Linked DNA regions of Mus musculus: region 2 is linked to region 1. Evidence: chromatin loops called from intact Hi-C (ENCODE). Cell type or tissue: left cerebral cortex. All regions are shown on one strand.

The links. Peaks named below come from ENCODE experiments on the same cell type or tissue, not always from the same donor. Only the 100,000 strongest peaks of a DNase experiment are listed, where the experiment ranks them.
Region 2: it touches region 1 in a loop (2.0-fold over the local background); 4 of 42 quality-filtered maps call a loop at or near these places.

What each region holds. Positions count from the first base shown.
Region 1 is chr4:101,383,987-101,386,486 of GRCm38, reverse strand. The region is part of intron 3 of 0610043K17Rik (RIKEN cDNA 0610043K17 gene); the gene reads right to left. Among named protein-coding and RNA genes, the nearest start is that of E130102H24Rik, 29 kb to the right of the region's middle. In left cerebral cortex, a CTCF peak has its summit at 1,304 (motif pointing right); DNase peaks (open chromatin) are centred at 387 and 1,292.
Region 2 is chr4:101,641,474-101,643,973 of GRCm38, reverse strand. It overlaps Dnajc6 (DnaJ heat shock protein family (Hsp40) member C6), which reads right to left. Exons shown (of 19, transcript NM_001164583.1): 19 at 1,175-2,500. Among named protein-coding and RNA genes, the nearest start is that of Leprot, 5.1 kb to the left of the region's middle. In left cerebral cortex, a CTCF peak has its summit at 1,021 (motif pointing right); DNase peaks (open chromatin) are centred at 595 and 1,030; H3K27ac peaks cover 460 bases.

The sequences.
Region 1 (2,500 bases):
TGCATCCATCCACCCATCCACCCATCCATCCACCCACATGCATGTATCCATTCCACTGATCTTCTCATTCAACTAACCGATCCATTTATGCATTTATCCATCCATCCATCTATCCTTCTCATCCTTCTGATCTGCCCATTCAACTAATCTATCCATCATCCACCCTTCTATCCATTTCTCTATCTACTCATTTTTCTATCATTCTACCCAACAATCCTTGAATTTGTCAATACTCAGTGAGCACACACCATGGCAATACACCTTCCTCACTGATGGAGAGAAAAAGCCCTCCTTGTACACCCTTCCCCACCCACAGTACCCAGCTTTATTAAAGAACTGACTAGGTTTAGAGAATTACATCATGTAGCTAAGGGCTATTTCTTGAGTAGTCAGAAATAGTTCATGTTGCCAGGAGCATGCAGGAAGACTATCCCATTCAGCCAGTGAAGTAAGGAAGGCTAACCAGACACAGTGTCCATGCTTATGCTACTCCTTCAAGTCTGTTTATACATCCTTCTACCAGGAAGCCTGGTGTCCCAATATTAGGATTCCTATGCTGTGTTCTATCCCACAGAAGTGAGCATTCAAAAGAGCTAGGAAAACATTCCTGCCAGGCGCAGTATGTGCAAAAGTCTCAAGGGAAAAACAAACAAACAAAAAAACATCCTGAATCCAGGCATGGTGACAGACACCCATAATCTTAGTACTTGGGAGGTAAAGGCAGGAGGATCAGGAATCTTAGGTTATAGTGAATTCTAGGCCAGTTTGGGATACATGAGACTGTTAAAAGAGAGAGAGAGAGAGACAGAGACAGAGACAGAGACAGAGAGACAGAGGGATAGTCGGAGACAGACAGAGACAGACCAAGAGACAGAGAGAGATGGAGACAGAGAGAGATAGAGAGACAGAGAAACCTAATTAGAGGCAGGAGAGATGGGTTAGCAGTTAAGAGCACTGGGTCCTCTAAGGACAAGGGCTTGATTCTCAGCACCCACATGGCAGTTAGCATTCTGTAAGTCCCAGAAAACCAGATGCCCTCTACTAGTCTTCATGAGCACTGCACGTGTGTGGTATATAGACATGTATGCAGGCAAGGTAACCATGCCTATAAAATACTTTTAACTAAAATTTTTTAAATTAATAACAACTAAAGCTTGGGGGCTAAGGAGGTGGCGTGCACCACCAGACCAGGGCTACTTTTTTATTGTTTACTCAGCCATGCAGTTTCTCTGACTCTTGCTCTGACATAAAGTCTCTCTAAAAGATGTGTCCTCAGCAAGGGCAATATCGCCCCCAAGGGGGCAGAAACTAGCTCTTGGAAGTTGAACAGAAACCATTTATAAATTATTTTTATGAAAACAGAGGTTAAACAGCTCCATCCCATACAACTGAGATTCAGTAGATCTGCTGGCAACTAGAGCTTGATTCTGCTGGGGAGCTCTGGAAACATTGCAGCTATCCCACAGAAGAGGGAAGAGCTGGGGGACTTAGCCACCAACACCCATCAGAGGATAGTAGAAAGCCACTCTCCAGGGGACACTCACTCCAGCCTGCAGCACTAAAAGCACTGTGGCCTCTAGTATCCAGAGAGTGCCCCGAGGCCAAAAGACCAAGATGAGCAGCCCACACCACCACAGGGAGAAAGGTGAGCAGCAAAGTAGGAAGAGCACTCAGGCCTTTCCCTTCCCACCTTTCCCACGAGGCCCAGCCAGAGCCAGCACTGCCCCAGTGTCTTATGTAGCTGTGGCTCACAGCTGAGGCTAGTAAGAAGCCCTCAGCTCACCATCACCCCTGAAGCAGGAACCAAAGGCCAGGAACCGACTTCCTGCAAGGCTATAGCCAAGCCACTTGTGCCCTGATGCTCACGTGCCATAACTATGACATGGTCCAATCAAGATAAGAGATGACAAAGTGTATGACAAAGAGATGACTATAGAGTGCTGTGAAATAGAAGATAGCATCCTTGTGCTGTCTATATTCCCTGAGCTCCTAACATGCTTTCGTCGGGCCACACAGTTGAACTTGGATGCTGTCCCATCTTTAGCCTTGTGTGTTCCTGTTGTCACCATGCCTATGCAATCCTTTGCCCTGACTCTGCTGGGTCTCTTGCAGCTACAAACTAGTCCTCCTCAGGACTCTGCTCCAGGTGTTCTCAGATATTCTCTCTTGATCTCTCCCAGGTGCAGTCAATAGAGCATCCTACCCCCGTGCACCCACAATGCCCCAGAGTTTGGTGCTAGTTGCTTTTTCTCCCCTTGGTTTAAAAAATAATTGTGTGTGTGTGTCTATGGGTCTGTGTGTCTCTATCCATCTCTGTCTTGTCTCTGTCTACGTCTCTGTCTCTGTGTGTGTGTGTCTATGGATATGTGTGTCTCTGTCCATCTCTGTCTTGTCTCTGTCTCCGTCTCTGTCTCTCTGTCTCTGTCTGTCTGTCTGTCTCTCTCTCTTTCTGTGTGTGTGTGTGTGTGTGTGTGTGTGTGTGTGTGTGTGTGTGTAGAGG
Region 2 (2,500 bases), 260 kb before region 1:
AAGTATTTGTCAATATAACAGATATTAAGTAGGAAAAAAATCAGTATTCATAGCTACTCTTTTAGTTTCAAACCAACATATATCACCATTCCACAAACTTTATGGCTTATTTTTAGAATAGTTAAAAAAAAAAAAAAAACTCTTGATTTGACCTGCATTTTATAAGCTGGTGTTTTCATCATGGAAAATGTCTTGAACTAGGATAACATCCTCTGAAATTCAACTTTTGTGCTGACTTCTTACCCAATGTGGTCTCACCAGTAGCACTAGTACTGACCTGAGCTGCCAGACCAGAGGTTCTCAACCTGTGGGTTGTGGCTCCCACAGATATTTCATATCAGATATTTATATCACAGCTCATAAAAGTAGCAAAATTACGGCTACACAGTAGCAATGAAATAATTTTATGGTTAGAGGAATCAATACAACACGAGGAAATGCATTAAAGGGTCACAGAGTTAGGAAGCTTGAAAACCACTGGTCTGGACACATCAGCAAAGCCGTGGCTCAAATGCTCTGGAACAGTGTGTCTACAAATGTGCATATGTTCTCTCTGTCCTCAGGCTTAAAAATATCCAGCATTTCTGTTCGATGGTAAATCAGTCTCTCTGACTCAGCACACAAACATGTGGTTGGAAACACATTCATATTCTAGTAAGAACAGGATTCCTATGCTGAGTCCTTTTGCAACACAGTTTTCATCAGACATGACCAGTGGGGTCTGTCTGTCTGTCTGTCTGTCTGCCTCAAGACATGAGTGATACTGGGAGATGAAAGTATAAACATAGAATCTTGTCAGGTTACCTTTTGGTGCAAATGTACTCCACACTTTTCAGATTCTTCCCCCTTACCGATCTTTAAAAGCAAGTCGGGTTAGAGGGTGTCTGTCAAGTTTGCCATTGTACTCCATTTCTCATTTGTTTGGTTTGGGATGCTTCTTTGCTTGTTTAAGATCTATTTTATTTTAATCATGTGTATAGAGGAGGGGTGTGTGCACGTCAATGCAAGTGCCTGTGGAAACCAAAAGAGGGCATCAGAGCCCTCTGCAGCTGAAGACACAGGCAGTGTGGGTACTGAGGTCCTCTGCAAGAGTAGTGTGCACGTCTAACCACTGCGTCATCTCTCTGGCCCCTCGTACTCCCGCAGGTACAAAAATAATGTATATTTCTAAAAGTATTTTGTATCCTTTTTAATATACATTACAAATATTTTAGAACAATGACATTTTGTTTTGTTTCATGTATTTACAAAACAAAAATATATTACAATAAATATGAATGAGATGGTGGATCTGGCCAACAACAAACTGTCACAACCTGGTATTTAAAAGGAACACAGAACCTATTGGTCTGCACGTGTTAAGAGTTTTGAGATAGACAGGCGTCCAGGATCATAATGCATCAGGGAAAGAGCGGTGGGAAACTCCCAGATTTAAGGAAGGGTTCTTCCTCATTGCTAATCGCATAACATTTAATGGTATTTAAACCGTGAACGTTAATGACCTATGCAAACATGACACAAAGCTAATATAGTTCTATCATCTCAAAATGTATGTGACAGCCACATAATATCCTCTTAATTATTGTCATTATATACTGTAGTTCACACAATATCTACAAATATGGAATGAGGCAAAAACAAAACAAACAAAAAAACAAAACAAAACAGGTCACAGCAACATGTCTCACATTCCAATCTTAAATAGGACAAGCACATACTGGGTCAGACATCATTGTATAATACGTTAATAAATAACACCTAGATTGTTATGTTTACTTTGAAGAGTTTACAACTGTATATTTTAAAGAGAACATATTTTTGAGAATTTCACATTATCAGTTAAAGGTAAAATAAATAATAAACTTTTATAATTTAAAAAAAGAGAAGAGGTCTATATAGAATCAAAATTATTTCTGACATGCTGCTTTTTCAACTTAGTTGTCACAAGAATATTAAAACAGAAACAAACAAACAAAATGATTGTCTTGGAAACACAACTTCTGAAAGCTTTTCACAATATTGAATGTGAACCTTTTAAGATCAGCATGATAATCTTTTTGACCACCTGCTTTGTGAATGTGTGTGTGCACGTTAGACATATTCATATGCAGGTATGGATAGATAAATAGATGCCGCACATGTGCTCACCCAGAGACCTAGCGAAGTCCCAGCAGTAGGAGCTGCTTCCCCTGCAAAGTGGGAAGCTCTGAGCACTGGAGTGAACTGCCACCAGCTGATGTCAGTCTGGGAAAGTTTCATTCTTGCATAGTTTTCACATGCATCCAACAGCAAACCCAGCGGAGATAATCCCGGGGTGGGAGGGGCCAGATCCACTGGGTGGGTGGGACTCTGACTCCTCAACTGGCAAGCTATCCAATTGGATCTGAAGGCACACCACAGCTCTATCCCCAACCAAACCCTTCTAAATAGCACTCAGTGTTATCTTCTCTGTTTTTCCCCTGGCTTGCAGTCACCAGAATGCCAGGTCTATACAAAGTGT